Linked DNA regions of Homo sapiens: region 2 is linked to region 1. A link is a loop called in an ENCODE intact Hi-C map of the cell type or tissue named here. Cell type or tissue: sigmoid colon. All regions are shown on one strand.

Region 1 (8,000 bases):
TATAGACAGGAAATCTTTCTTTTTGTTCTCCTCTTAGTGCCCAGGGCTGGGTCATGCATATAGTGATATCTATGGATAACTTAAAGAACGTCAGAAACGGCCTCCTCCTAGAACCAAGTTTTTGTGGGAAGACAAACTAGAGAACAGCTGAGTGATTTTCCACAAATTCTTCTATTTCCCAGCAATAGCTTCAAGATCACATCTCTCCTATCCTCTACCCCATGTTTCCCAACACAGAGTTCTGGGTTTGCAGAAACCCAAAGGATTAGGGGACCCCAGGGTCCAAGGAGGTAGCAGAAAGCTGTGTTTCGGCATTCTGGAGCTTGATGCTGGGAGTATAAACATCCTTGCCAGACAAAATATTGGCCCCAGAGCAAAGGCTGGTGGCCACCTTGGCCTTCTTTGCCATTCAGGCCTGGTATCTGCAAGTAGCCCTTTCCTAGCCAAGAACAACAAGCCATGGCTTAGAAGGAACGACATGTGTGAGTATGTGTAAGAGTGCAGAGAAGGCTGAAGGGGAGGGGAAGAGGTGGGGCCAAAGCTTCATACAGGTTGAACCTCCAAGTTTGGGTAGAAGTGGAGATATGGGAACTGCATGAACATGTTTTTAGCTATGGCATTCTTCCTTCAAACTAAAGTTTACTTAGTTTGTACATAAAACAAACCAAGGTGGAGCCGCTCAGGGTGAACCTGGGGCTGAGAGCGGACCGTGGAATCTCCACCAAGCACACGGCCAGAATTGCTGGCATCACAGACCTCATTCTTCTTGCCAAAAAAGGAGGGATATTAGTGGGTTTTTTTTTCTGTTTTGTTTTTGTTTTTGTTTTTTTTTTCTTCCTAAAATTCCTAGAATAGATAGTACTTGACATTTAGCGTGCACTTGGGTTTCCCCATCTTTCCAGGGGGTTATGCAACCTGAAGGTCACATTCCTGCTTTAGGCTCCGGTCTCTCCCTTCTGCTATAGCACAACGCGTCTGAGTGTGATGGCGAGTGGATGGAAGGTTCTGCAGGCTCAGAAAAAGACTGTTAAGTGGGCCATGTACTTAACAGCATTGTTTTTGTCTGGGGTGGAGGCAGCAGGATACCCCGAGAGGGACTGTTGTGTGTATCATGGTGTGTGAGGTGTAGCGATCTGGGTGTCTGTGTGAGGCCTGGTCTCTCCCTTCTGCTATAGCACAACGCATCTGAATGTGATGGTGAGTGGATGGAAGGTTCTGCAGGCTCAGAAAAAGACTGTTAAGTGGGCCATGTACTTAACAGCATTGTTTTTGTCTGGGGTGGAGGCGGCAGGATATCCCGAGAGGGACTGTTGTGTGTATCATGGTGTGTGAGGTGTAGCGATCTGGGTGTCTGTGTGAGGCCTGGGTGGAGGCCTGTGCACGTCTTCTGTGTGTGGTCTTTCCAGCCTCACACTCACGGAAAGCTCTGGTTTGGATGTCACTCTCAGCATTAGAGGCCTTTGGGCTGCTTCCAGCGGAGCTGGTTGGTGTTGAAGGATTATGGGTGATGGCTGTGGGAATGGCACCGCCTGCCTGGCCTTGGAGGTGGCTGGTTTCCTCTGTATCCCTGGGGGTGGGCAGTGGTGTCACAAGCTGTGTGGGAAAGGAGGGCTACTCGGGGTGGAGCACAGGACAGCTTGGGTGTTGCCTGGGAGGCGTCAGGGAGGAAGGCAGACGTGGGAGTCTTGGGGAATAAGGAGAAAAGGGTTTGAAAACCAGGATAAGGCATTTATCCAGCACTTGGCTGTCTTTATCTCTTAAAATTAAAGCCAGGCCTCTCCTGGAACGTTCCACTTGGGATTCTGCTGGGAAATTAAAAAGACTGGGGAGGGGTGAGTGGTGAGTTGGACTTTTCTGCCTCAGTTGATTGTATATGTGCTGGGTAGGGTGACCCAGAATTTTGGTATTTATTCATTCATCAGTTAGTTTTTGAGTGTCTGCTGTATCCTAAACACTGACTTAAGAGATATGTAAAATAGAAGTCATGATCCCTGCTCTAAAAGAGCTCACTGTCTAGTGGAGAATGCAGACAAATAGACAGATGATCATATGATATGATAGCATCTTCATTTATTCATGCTGAAAAAATCAATAGTTTATATACTATTGATATAATATCCTTGGAGCTATATATATGTGTATATATATGTGTGTGTGTGTATGTGTATATATACATATATATATATATGGTATATATATAAATGGTGTATATATATATATATATATATAAAATTCTCACATGGCTATAAAGGACTACCTGAGACTGGGTAATTTATAAAGAAAAGAGGTTTAATTGGCTCATGGTTCTGTGGGCTGTATGAGAAGCATGGCTGGGGAGGCCTCAGGAAACTTACAATCATGGCAGGAGGTGAAGAGGGAGCAGGCATGTCTTATATGGCCAGAAGGAGGAAGAGTGTGAAGTGGGAAGTGGCACCCACTTTTAAACAACCAGATCTTGTGAGAACTCACTATCAGGAGAACAGTAAAGGGGAAGTCTGCCCCCATGACCTAATTACCTCCCACGAGGCCCCTCCTCCAACACTGGGGATTACAATTCAGCATGAGATTTGGGTGGGGACATAAATCCAAACCCTAACAAGGACAATGGCAAAGCACTTGGAGAGACATACGTAAGATATACATTATATATACAGTACTTGGGTATATGTCATATAGAATACATATGTAATCTTCAAGTGCTTTGCCATTGTCCTTGACATCTACCAATTCAGATAATCTCTGCAACAACCTCTGCTAATAAGTGGCATAGCTGGACTTGAACCCAGGCACTCTTACTCCAGGGTTCATTTCTTTTATTAATTAATTAATTTTTATTTTTAAGAATTAACAGATATGGGGTCTCACTACATTGCCCAGGCTGGTCTCAAACCTCTGGGCTCAAGGGATCCACTTGGCCTCCCAAAGTGCTAGGATTACAGGCTTGAGCCACTGCACCCAGCCTCTATTTCTTAATTACTCCCCCATACAGTCTCTCAACAGAGGTGGGTACAGGGTGCAAGACGAGATTACATATATGAATAGAGTCAGCTCTCTGTGTCCATGGGGTTCCCCATTCATGGATTCAACCATTGGCAGATCTAAAATACAGTATTCTTGGCATGCAGAGCTCATGGATGCAGAGGGCAGATTGTTTCCATATGAAGGTTCACAGGGCTGAGTTCTTGAGCACCTGTGGATTTTGGTATCTGGGGGGTCCTGCGGATTTTGGTATCCTGGTCCAGACCGCTGCAGATACTAAGGTATGACTGTATTTAACTCCGCTTCAGCGAGTCAGGCGAGGCTTCACAGAAAATGCATTATCTTGTAAAGACTAGTGTTCCCAAATTGTGTCTGCATCGTGTTGGGGCTGGGGAGTGGGAGGGCAGTGGGAGGTAGTCTAAGTAAGAGAGCAGAACTGCCCAGGGAGTGGAAGTGAGGGAGAGCAAAGCACCTCATTTCAGGTCGGCCCAGGGCTGGCCCAGGGAGCAGAGTGGCTCCCGGAGGATCCAGCCCAGGCCCTCCCGCCTTACGTCAGAGAAGGCTGAGTCACGGCTCCTATCAGCTGACTGTCGGCCAGGCTCCAGGCCCTCCTGATGACAGCAGGGCTGAATCCAGCCAGTGAGGGGACAGAGGGACAGCAGGAGGGAGGGAAAGGTATAGGAGGTGGGGGTGGGGGTTTCAGCCAGTCTCTTTCCCAGCAGTGATGCCGTCTCAGCCACCAGTTCTCTGCCAGCGGGGTCAGCACAGGCATGGTGAGGGGGAGAGGAAGGAGCTGTCTGTAACACTGCTTAACCTCTGGCACGTGGAGTCTGATTGCCTGGGTCAGCTGCTATCTGTGTCTTGTTTAGCATCCTTTCTCCTGTGTGTCCTGCCCTCTGGCCCATCTGTCCAGCTGATGGTGGGGTTTGCAAGCAGAGGGATGCCTGTCTCCCAGCTCTGGCTGTGTTGCTCTAGCCCAACAGATGCTTGGAACAAATAAACAGGCCAGCAAGTCTTGGAGAGGTTGTCAGGCTGAGTTGAGACATGCTGTCCCTTTTGAAAGCTGTTGATGTACTTAGAAGGATCAGCATCTGGGGCCAGATCATCTCTGACTCTACATTAAAGCCAGAGTTCTCATCTTCTTCATAATGATGGTATGTACTAGTGTTTAATGCTGCATTCTTTTCAAAGTCCCAAGATCACCAGCCAACAATTAGTTAACTGGGGCCCTGCAGTCAGGGTCTTGGACTCCAAGTCCTGAGTGCTTTTCCTGGCCAATGCAGATTCACAACTTCGGGGGTTAGTCTCGAGAGCATTAGAAGTCCCTCAGAAATTGTGAGCTGTGAGGGGACTGACTGTGATTTCACTGGGGTTACATGTCCCTTGCTTCTTTTAGGAGAACAAGCTTGGGACACTATTGGACACACTTCTGAGGGTTTGGATCAGAGGGGCAGGGGCATATGGAGGACTGATCCCCAGAGTCAGACCTCAACCATGCTGGGGTGTAGAAATGAGCCAGGCTCAGGAATCCAGCAGACACATGCTTTTGAGCACTGCCTCCATTTGGCAGGTCCTAAACTTCTCTGAGCCTTGGTTTTCCTCCAGGTAAAGCGGGTATGGCATACATGATAGTGCTTGGCGTTTTGTGAGGATGCACTGGGTGAGCATTCAGCAACTGTAACCTCCCTTCCTATTTCTCCCTGGCTTGTTCCTCAAGTCCCTTCTTGCAGAAAGACCACAGCCAATCTCGGCCCTTTTCTTCTCCCTTGCCTTGGCTGCCTCTTGTTCATGTTGGTCGGCACTCTTAACCAGCCCCCTCGTAGTCACCCGTGAGATTGAGCACGTGGCTGCCGCACAGCCCCCCACAAACACGCTGGTAGGGGCTGAGAGGCTTGAATGAGACAACTCCGATTCTGTGCTCAGCAGCTCGGTGGCCGGCCTGTTGGGTGCATGTTAACTGTGATTATTGTTATGCAGGACTCACGAGGGAAAACTTCAGTGACTCACAAAGTCTTGGGGTTGGAAGGGACCTTTGCCATCATTCTTCCCTGTTTCCTCTTTTGGCAGATGTGGTCTCAGAGGCAGAGTCACTTCACATCTGGGAATAAATCCCAGTCCTACCTGATTCATTCATTTATTTCACCCACACTTATTGAACACTTGCTGTGTGCACTTGCTGCTCCGAGTGTTGGTATATGACACAGTGCCGGCTGCTAAGGAGCCCATGGTCTACTTAAGGGGACAGACACGTATGGGATGCAGTGCCCCGGGGTAAGTGCAACAATGCTAGTATGGGGGGCATTTGGAGAGCGTAGAGAAAGAGCCTCCCATACACCCTTGAAAGGCCAGCAAGTGCTTCCTGGAGTTGATGGTACCTGAGCTAAATATTAAAGAAGTAGAAGCTGGTCAGATTATGTGGAGGTTGCTGGGTGTGAGCCCACAGTGGGTAGGTTTGCTATTTCTGGTGAGAGAGACAAACACAAGTATATTCAGAGAACTAAATGGTTTCCTGGCTGCTGCACCTGGATTCTGGAGAAGTAGATCTTGAGTGTGAGTTTCTAAAAAATGAGATAAGTTAATGATCTGTAATCTCAGCTACTCAGGAGGCTGAGGCAGGAGAATCGCTTGAACCCGGGAGGCGGAGGTTGCAGGGAGCCAAGACCGCACCACTGCACTCCAGCCTGGGCAACACAGTGAGTGAGACTCAGTCTCAAAAAAAAAGTTAATTGGTAGAGTGAACTTTTCCTCCTGAATGGGGCCTTGAAGGCATCATAGGGCATGGCAAATGGGTTGGGGTTGCCAGGCCTTGATCAGATGACTGGTGGAAACTGGCCGTGGGCTTTGAGCTGTACTTCTTGTCAGACTCTTCCCTGTGGATTACAGAAGAGCGCTTATATCTCCCAATTCACATTTGCTAAAAACGACAACAACAACAAACCAAAAAACAAAACAAAACAAAACAAAAAAACGAAGAATCAAACAAACAAAACACTGGAAGAAAAGGGTAAGGAACAGGGCACCAGATAACCAGGTTGTCTTTGAGTGTGCAGAGTGTGTGGCTGAGTGTGAGCATGTCATCTCCCAGAGGGCAGAATGCCTGAGGACAGTCCTACGTGGCCTGTGCAGTTAATACAACCGTCACAATTTTCTCAGTTACCTGCTCACTGCCCAGAGAGGACACGGTAAGTGTCACCTGGACTTCTTGGCACTTTAGGGGTTAGACGGTCACCTCGCAACAAGCCGAGGGTTCTTTTCTGAATCATTCCCTGTTATAATTCAGCATTAAGGTTCTTGGTTGTGAATTAAAAAAAAACAAGCAGAAGGCAAATTGATTGGAAGGGTATTTGGTAGCTCTTTGCTATCTGTGGGTAGTTGAGCACACCAGTCTGAGCACAAACAAAGGTCAGCAAGGCCCAGGGACATCCTACCCTGGGTGCTCTGGGCTTAGGGTGTTGCTTCTGGGTTCTCACTGTTGGATGCAACTGTCCCTGGAAACTTTTATCACATGAATGGCCTCCTGATAACCTCTAACTGATCCTGGACTTTGCTGCATGGACACGGAATTAAAACCTGAGTGGAAGCCTCTGACTGGCTGTGCCCAGGTCACATGGCCTTGCTGAGGAAGGAGAGAAGGGAACCACGTGCCCTCTTTGGCTCCCTTAATAAAGGAACCTGTCTCCCGCCTAATTTGAAATGTCCCCCCCGGAATAGGAGAGTGTTTGAATGCTGAATGGCCCCAAATGCCAAGTAACTACCATGTTTTTTGACCTTCCAGACCCGACTTTCAGACACATTTTGCTCCCCAGCGCTGCCCACCTTTGGTTTCACAGCAGTTCTGAGGCCTGAGAAACTGAGGAGTTTTTCTGGCCACTTTTGGGAGAAGCCATCTTTTAAATTCTTGATCAGTTTCTTCAGCCCCTTCCCTGGAAACAGACACCATTTCTCTTTGAGGGAAAAGAGAAGTCATTGCCTATCTGTGAAGGGGATTCCACTTCCTCTGAGAGAGCTTCCTGTCAATAGCCTCTTCTTGTCTCATATTGTGTACATCAGAGGCAATGAATTGAGCAGGAGGAAAGGGGCCACTTAGTCTCTGACTGTTTCAGTTTTTTCCTGCCTTGACAAATGGCAGAAATCATACTGTCTCATTGAGTAGGCCTCAAGTTAAAACACTCAGGGCCACTTAGACTATTCTTTTCTTTTTCTTTTTAAACAGGTTTATAATTGACATACAAAAACTGCACCTATTTAATGTATCCAATTTGATGAGTTTGAACATATGCATGCCCCTTTGACACCATTACCACAACCAAGGTAATAGACACAGCTATCATCTCAAAAGTTCACTTGTGTCCCCCCATTCCTTTTTTTAAGGGAAAGAACACTTAACAGGAGACATACCCTCTTAATAAAATTTTAAGTGCATGATACAGTATTGTTGACTGTGCAATGCTGTCCAGCAGATCTCTAGAACTAATTCACTTGTATGACTGTAACTTTATACCCATTGGGCAACGGATCCCCATTTCCCTTCCCTTCGGCCCCCGGCAACCACCTTTTTATTCTTTGCTTCTATGAGCCTATTTTAGATACCTCATCCAAGTGGAATCATGCAGTATTTGTCCTTCTGTGCCTGGCTCATTTCACTTAGCATAATGTCTTCCAGGTTCATCCATGTTGTCGAAAATGGCAGGGTTTCCTTCTTTTCTCAGGCTGAAAAATTCTATTGTGTGTGTGTACCACATTTTCTTTATCCATTCATCTCTTGATGGACATTTGGGTCGTTTCCATAACTTGACTCTTCTTAACCTTGTTGCAGTGAACACGGGAGTGCAGATATCTTTTGAAGATCCTGTTTTCAATTCTTTTGGGTATATACTCGGTAGTAGGGTTGCAAATTAAAAATGGAGCTCTCACAGACCATTATTTTCTTGATCCTTTGGTGCATTTACTTTGGGTTGCCTAGGAACTCCTCCGTCTGTGGATTTACCTTGTAGAGTCAGAGGGGATGATTGGGGAACCTG
Region 2 (8,000 bases), 100 kb after region 1:
AGGTTACTGTCTTCCTTCATCCATATATAATTCTAAAGCTTTTCTGACTTCCTTCCCCTCTCAAGTCTGCTTTTGATGTTCACTTGAATCAATCATCCTGGATTTAAAAGTTTTGGCAGAAATGAAACCTTGGACCCTATTGTTTGCCTCACTCCTCATCCTTATATTCCAGACAAGTGTTGAAGATAGAATAGTATTGTTTTCAATCTAAAGAAAAACAGTTCATACGTTTTACAGGAAGGGAGCATTAATCCATGCTGGTGATATGGTACCTCTACTAGTGCCAGGTCTGTCAGGAAATATGACAAGGTAATCTCATTAAAACAAGGCACATTGTTTTCCATGCTGTGAAGAAAATTACAGGAAAGGCATTAACTCAATAGTTCTTAAGATTTTGAGATTCTTCCTTTAGGTTTAATACTTCACATAATTATGATTTTCATAAACGTCAATATGGTAAGTTGGTACCATCTTTGCTGGGTGCCTATGAAGAGCAGAGCTTCGGGAAGGAAGTGAAGAGAAACAGAGGACATGACCACTGAATCTTGCAACCAGACTGGAAGGTAGACCTTCTTTACTCCCTGCTTTCCTCCTTCCTCTTTTCCTCCCACTTTCCTTACCTCTCTTTGTAACATTTCTGGACTAAGCAATAGGAATTAAGTTACTTGTTTCAGTTAGTCTCATTTTCATTCTCAAAGATTTCTGGGCATATATCTGTATCTATTATATATCATCTATATCAACATCAGCTTTTACAATATTAAAAGGAGAAAATAATAAGATTAGCTTCTTCTGAAGACTTCTCCCTATTCTACTGACCAAATGAATGTTTTCTGACAAAACTCACATTGGTTTCCATTACAGTCTTCCACACGTAGAAAAATGACTCTGTCTGAAACCACATGCGTTACATGTCTAGCACAATGTGACCTGACACCCTCCACGCTAATTGTTTCCATCCTTAACTAGACTCTAGTGCTTATTTAAAACTATTATTCCTCCTCCCCCAACTCCCCTCTCCCACTTGCCACGCTCTTCTATTTGCCTCCTTCCTTTCAGCTTATTTCTTCCTTTTTTTTCCTTGCAGCCTAACAGTTTGTCTTAGCCAATCTCCTAAGTTGTCCTAGTTCAGGTGAAGCCTCTTCTAAGACACATTTTTTTTTTTTCATTCACTTTTTCTGCAGTCTTTCTTTCTTTCTTTCTTTCTTTCTTTCTTTCTTTCTTTCTTTCTTTCTTTCTTTCTTTCTTTCTTTTTTTTTTTTTTTTTTTGAGATGGAGTCTTGCTCTGTCCCCCAGGCTGGAGTGCAGTGGCGTGATCTCGGCTCACTGCAAACTCTGCCTCCCGGGTTCATGCCATTCTCCTGCCTCAGCCTCCTGAGTAGCTGGGACTACAGGCGCCCGCCACCATGCCCGGCTTATTTTTTGTATTTTTAGTAGAGACAGCGTTTCACCGTGTTAGCCAGGATGGTCTCAGTCTTCTGACCTCGTGATCCGCCCGCCTCGGCCTCCCAAAGTGTTGGGATTACAGGCGTGAGCCACCGCGCCGGGCCAGTTTTTCTCTTTTAAGTGATTCTGATTGCATATAGAAGATCATTAAATACGCACTTGTGTTTAGGAGCAAGGCACTGTGGTGGGTATTCGTGGAGAAACCAAGATACCCCCGATACCCACCACAGTGCCTTGCTCGTAAACACAAGTGCATGTGAATTGATTTTCTTGCAGGGTGTTCAGGGAGAGGACCCAAGAACTCATAGGATGTTCAGGGAGTGGACATAGATGCATAGGAAAGCTTCCCCCTACGCCCTAAAACAAACCAAAACCAAACCCCAAACCAACCACCATACAGTTTGGTGTATTCCCGTGTATATTCTCTTATAGCTATTCCCTCATTCACCTGATTCCTGTACTGTATTATTGAGTTCTCCTTGAGGGTAGAGAATTTCATCTCTATAGGTTGTATTTAGCTTTTAATATACTCAGTCATTGATCCAGAAAAACCTTTATTGAGTGTCTTCTATTTGTCAGACGCTGTTTGAAGATAGACAGCAGTAACCAGGATGGCCATGCCAGATGGTCAAACTGTTATATAAGGTGTCAGAAAAGGAGGAAAGAGATCCTTTTGGGTGGGAGTGGTTAAGGAGGTAGACTGTCAGGTGGACATGAATAACAAGTAGCATTTTGTTATATGGGTGGAGAGGGCCACAGGGGAGAAATGGAATGAACAGGAGCGCAGAGGAGGGTTGTATAACACAAGCCATGGGGCAGCGAGGAGGACAGCTTGGCTGAAGTGGAAGGTTTGTGCTTGCATTGAGACATCCCAGAAGATGAGGTAGGGAAGGCAGGCTTTTGTGCTGGAGAAGTTCCAGGTTACTCACCCCCACTCACTCCTATTGCTCACTTTCTCACCTCTGTTTAACTAGTTTCTATTTCTTCCTGGCCCCTTTCATCAATTTTCTGCTCCATTAGGATTAGGCTGGATTTCTGCAGGCATATCAAATTGCAGGTTATAATACAATGTTTAGATACCGTACCTTGCTGCTTTCTTAATGAAAGCATCTGGCTTACCTCTGCATAAACCTGTCTGCTCTCGAGTGCCCCGAACCACCGTGTTTACAGAAGACTCTTGACTGCTTTACGTATTTACAACTCTCAGCTTCAGTTCTCACAATCAAATTCCAGTCAGCCAGCATCTCTTAGCTACATCTCATAAAACCACATAGGGTCAGAGCTGGGAGGGATTTTGGAAGCTCAGCCACCCAACCCCTTCATTGCAGGGGGAATGAAATGGAGACCCCCAGAGGGCCGTCATTTGCTCAAGTCCACATTGCTGACTCGCTGATTTATCATGCACTTGCCCATTTGTCCATTCATTTAGTAAAACATTTAAGAAGTGTCTGTAAAGGCCACATGCTGAGGCAAATATGAATAAGGCATGAGGAACGGACTTGAGGAACACACATGCTAGTGCAAGAGACTTAGAGATGTTTAGAACCCATGGCCAGTGCTATAATCCTGACAAGAGCAAAGCAAGGAGGAAGGAGGTAACTTTGTCTTGAGGAGCCAGGGAAGACCTCACAGAGCACATCTCTTTTGACGTGGGTCTTAAAAGATGAGTAAGAGGTCGGCCAGGTTGACATGAAGCAAAGGTGCTCCAGGCAGGGAGAAGAACAAAGCAAGCCAAGAATCATAGACGTCAGAAGCACATCGTGGTCTGAGGGTCCCCGGCTGGGAAGGATGGGAGGTGAGCCCACAGAGGAAGGTAGGGGTCAGATTGTGAAGGTCCAGGTGTCCCCTGCTAAGGCAACCATTAGTTGGGGGAGGTCTTTAGTCAGGAAGTGACCGGATTTAATTTTTTCCCTTAGTAGATACAAAAACATCTATGGTGGTGTGGCAGACGACATGGAGTATAAAAGGTGAATTGTAGAGAGACAAAAAAATGATCAATACTCAAATCCTGATGGAGTCCTGCATTATTTGATGGTAATGGATTTGCAGGAGGGGGATCTGATTTGGAAGGAACACGTGAGTAGAATGCACAGGAGTTGGCAACCAATTGGTTTTAGGGGACGAGAGAGAAGGAAGAGAGGATGACTAACATTTTTAGCCTGATGGCATCAGGTGAGAAGGGCTGCAGAGGGAGGAGTGGATATGAGTGGAGAATGGAGGGGGAGATGCTATGTCCCAGTTGGTCACAGTCCTTCCAGGGGGAGAGAGGCAGCAGGTGCTGGAGACTGGAGTCTGGATGTTGAGGTCTGTGCAATCACACCAGAAGTAGATGTGTCCAGGCTGGAACCCCAGGTGACATTCACTGATTCCTAGACGTATGTTATACTCCATACCAACATGCTGCTCCCTGCCCTTCCTCTAGCTGGCTTCCAGTTCTCACTGGATGCTCAGTGGAGTGGAGGTAATGAACTAAATGGTTTCTCTCACTCCAGTCAAGACCAAGGAGTCTTTGTTGTTGGGTTTTTTTTCTCTCAAGTCGTTTCCCAGGACTGATGTTACCCCAGGACTCCAGGGGGAAGGCCTGTCAGATGGCGTTTATTTATTTAATGAAAAGAACTTAATAATTTGGTTTTGTTTCCCTTTGGTTCTTTATTTTTCTTTCTACCCCCTTCTTCTTCCCTGGGCTTTGCAGGGCGGAAAATGGGTCAGCAGCTTGTCCAAAACATTCTTGAGTGTTTAATTCTTCAGCTGTTTTACAAGCCTGCCTGGTTTATGTAGCTAATCTCTCTTCTGTTTGTCCCTGGAGGAATGTGTGTATGTGTGCGTTGAGGGGTGAGCAAGGGGTAGGTGGCTGTGGCAGGGCCCTGTTTGGTGAAGAGAACTGAAAGTATAATACAGTGTGGAGCGCCTCCTCTGTCTGTTTATTCCTGGGTCTGGGTTTCTGTGTACACCCTCTGTGCTTTCTTGCTCAGTCTGGGGAACTTGGCAAGGAGGTTTGTCTCAAGGTTTGCTGTGAGGTTTGAAGACACTTTGAAAGGTGTGGAGAGACATGATTCCAGGGTTTGGTCATTTGTGGGCCTCCTTGTGTCCAGAAGAGTCTCATTTTATCCAAAGCAGATAGTAAGTAGCTACGTGCTCAGGAATGAGAGTTATTCCCAGGCTGCCTCTTTCGTCCTTGGGAGACACTGACTACTATGGAATTGTCTGCTGACTGGAGTCTCCAGCTCCCTACTGCAGTTCTCCAGGAAGAACTGTAACCAGCTCAGACACAGCATTCTTCTTTATTCCTTGGCCTAACAGTGGCCCTCTCCACCAGCCTATCCAGCTAAACATTTTCACTGGAACTCTTGATCGAGGTGCAATAGAATGGGTACAAAAGCAGGGGACCAGGCCTTGGAATTCAGGAAAACATGAGTGGTGCAGGCCTGTTTGCCTCTATCAGAAAATAGGATGACTGTGAGTCTGAAGGCTCCCCAGTGTCTTGGATTTTATCTTAGGAAAGTATGTAGATTCCTAATGGATTGAAACTGGTAACAGAGTAGCTTTCATGCTTCCTAGGTGCTAGGCACTGTGAAGGCTCATACACATCACTTAAATTTATCAAAGCTTTATAGAAATGCATTGATCATGATCATCATCATGACTATTTACATTCTACAGATGAGGAAACCGAGGGCGTGAGGGTTAAATAATGTGTCCATGAAGGTTCCAAGTGCAGAGCTGCGGCTGGATTCCCTCGACCCCATGCTGCCGCACGGTGTGATTTTTACAGCATTCCCTCATACACTTGCGTATCGTATTCCCCACCACAAAAATGTCAGGTCAGGCTAGGTATGATTATCCCCTTTTGACAAGCGAGGAAACTGTGGCTAAGAAAGGTTAAGTGGCTTGGCCAGAGCCACAGAGCTAATTAGGATATGCAGACTTAGATCTTGGTCTCCTGATTCTTAGTCCAGACTTTCCCCTCCAAGCTGCCGGCTCCTTCTCGTCACTGCTGTACTCAATCTTATTCTTGGGTCTGGTTTTCTGAAGGTTGGAAAGTTCCCCTGTTTTAATCTCCAATCTTAAAGTGTAACTTAAAGAGCCCCAGAGAAAACGAATCAACTGCTGCGCTTTCCATCAAGGCTACAAAGTCTACCCCAGAGTTAATTGGACAGTTATTGTATATAAAATGCTAGCCTGATTAAAAACATATTTATTGAAGATTAGCAAGTCTGTAATAGCCATAAATCTCCTTCTTGGTCATTCAAATTTTAAAATATGTTTCCAATAACAGTGCAATTATTTATATCATAATTCTGGAGTGAAATAGAATTAAATGCATATTTGGAGAGTATGGATTTCAATCTGTATCCCTTACATAGAGAACCTGGGATTGTGGGATGGGACAACGGGAACAATGAAGGTCTCTTTAAATAAAGGGAGAGTGAGCAGGAGCATGAGGAAAGTCAGCAAGGCTCACCCCCTCCCACCGGAGCCCCAGTCCCGCCTGGGCCTCGGGTGTTTCCGTTGATTTTTCACACGGTGTTCACGCCAAGTATTTTCACTGCATTTCCAGATGTACCTAAAGTATTTCCTGGGCGAGAGTCAAAGCAGAAGAGGCAAAGTAGTCAGGGCCAGTCAACTGGGTCACAGCAAGCCGGCCTAGGTGGTTTTCCAACCCTTGCCTTGCCCAGCCAGCTCACTGTGTCGCTATTGAAGTGATGTACATAAGAATAATTATGTAACGGTATCGTTTTTGTGGCAACAAGGTTTAACAACCTCTGTGGAATTGTTGGCATCTTAGTGACAGTTTTACTGTGGCTGTGATCTTAGAGAACATTATTTATCATACTGAGATGGAATTGATGGCAAAATGAGCTGTTCAACAGATGGTGCTCCCTGCAACAAATGTGACCACGTGGTTTTACTCACACACTCCCATATGCCAGGTCTTACATTATTTATTCGTTCATTTACACATTAAGAGAACATTTACTGAGTGCCAATTAATTGCCGACTCTGGGCAGGGATTATAAGTGGGTTAGAATAAGCCACACCTTGCTGGTATGATTGCGGGTATGGGGAAAAGCTCCGAACTGTTCCCATCTACTTCTTGTCTCATGTATTCATTTACTCAACACATATTTATTGAACACTTGCTATGTGCTGGGAACTAGTCTAGATACCAGGCCTAGAACAGGAAACAAAATAAAGTTCCTGCTCTCATGGAGCTCACATTCTTGATGCTTGAAATTAGTTCACAGAGGAGTAAAATGTTGCAGTTGAACAATAAGAAATAAGACTTAAAAAGGTATCCATGCTAAAAAGAAAAAAGTAAAACTAAATCTACTTGCAGATGACATGATCTAGTATACAGATAATCATAAGGTATCTACCCAAACCATTAAAACTCATAATTGAGTTCAGCAAGGTTGCCAGATGCAAGATCAAAATATAAAAATCCATTATATTTTTATACACTAGCAATGAATGATCCAAAATGAAATTAAGAAAACGATTACATCTGCAACAGCAACAAGAAGAAAAAAAATACTTAGGAATAAATTTAACAAAATAAGTTTAAGTCTTGCACATTAAAAACTATAAAAAATAGTTGAAATTAAACAATACTCTAAATAAATGGAAAGACAGTTTGTATTCCTGAATTGGAAAGCCTAATATTGCTAAGACGGCAATACCCCCCAAAGTGGTCTACAGATTCAATGCAATCCCTATCAAAATTCTAGCTGCCTTTTCTTTTCCTCTTTTGCAGAAATCAACAAGCTGTTCCTAAAAGTCATATGGAAATGCAAGGGAAAAAGAAGGACAAAGGTGTAGGATTGACACTTCTAAATTTTAAAACCTGCTACAAGGGTACATTGATCAAGACTGTGTGATACTGCCATAAGAATAGATATGTAGATCAAAGGAATAGACTTCAGAGTCCAGAAAGAAACTTTTACATTTATGGTCAGTTGATTTTCAATAAGGATGCTAAGACAATCAATGGGGAATGAATAGTCTTTTCAACAAATGGTGCTGAGGCAACCTGATATCCACACGTGAAAGAATGAATTTGGACCCATAACTTATACTTTATACAAAAATTAACTCAAAAGGGATCACAGGCCTAGATGTAAGAGCAAAAATGATAAAATTCTTAGAGAAAACATAGGCATTTTTGTGACCTTGTATTAGACAATTGTTCCTTAGATATGGCACCAAAAGCGTAAGCAAGTAAAGACAAAAATTGGACCTCATCAAAATACAACCTTTCATGTTTCAAAAGACATTATCAAAAAAGTGAAAAGAGAGCCCACAGAATGGGAACATATATTTGCAAATCTTACATTGGATAAGGATCTAGTATCCAAAATATAAAAAAAGAACTCTTACAACTTAATAATAAAAAGGCAAGTAGCTCAATTAAAAATGAGCAAAGGATTTGAATAGACATTACTCAAATTGGACACACAAATAGCCAATAAGCACAAAAAAGATGCACAACATCCTTAGTTATTAGGGAAATGCAAATCAAAGCCACAGTGAGACATCACTTCGTTCCACTTGGA

What was found. Hi-C counts contacts between places; a loop is a spot of excess contacts. Peaks named below come from ENCODE experiments on the same cell type or tissue, not always from the same donor. Only the 100,000 strongest peaks of a DNase experiment are listed, where the experiment ranks them.
Region 2: it touches region 1 in a loop (2.7-fold over the local background); 3 of 110 quality-filtered maps call a loop at or near these places.

The regions. Positions count from the first base shown.
Region 1 is chr11:130,518,857-130,526,856 of GRCh38, forward strand. It overlaps LOC105369574 (a long non-coding RNA gene), which reads left to right and starts at 3,611. Exons shown (of 5, transcript XR_007062953.1): 1 at 3,611-3,752. RefSeq lists enhancers at 1,032-1,533, 4,056-4,683. In sigmoid colon, no CTCF peak of the experiment used is centred here; DNase peaks (open chromatin) are centred at 3,555, 3,875 and 4,915; H3K27ac peaks cover 1,308 bases.
Region 2 is chr11:130,619,837-130,627,836 of GRCh38, forward strand. No RefSeq gene overlaps it. Among named protein-coding and RNA genes, the nearest start is that of MIR8052, 43 kb to the right of the region's middle. In sigmoid colon, a CTCF peak has its summit at 4,441; a DNase peak (open chromatin) is centred at 4,333.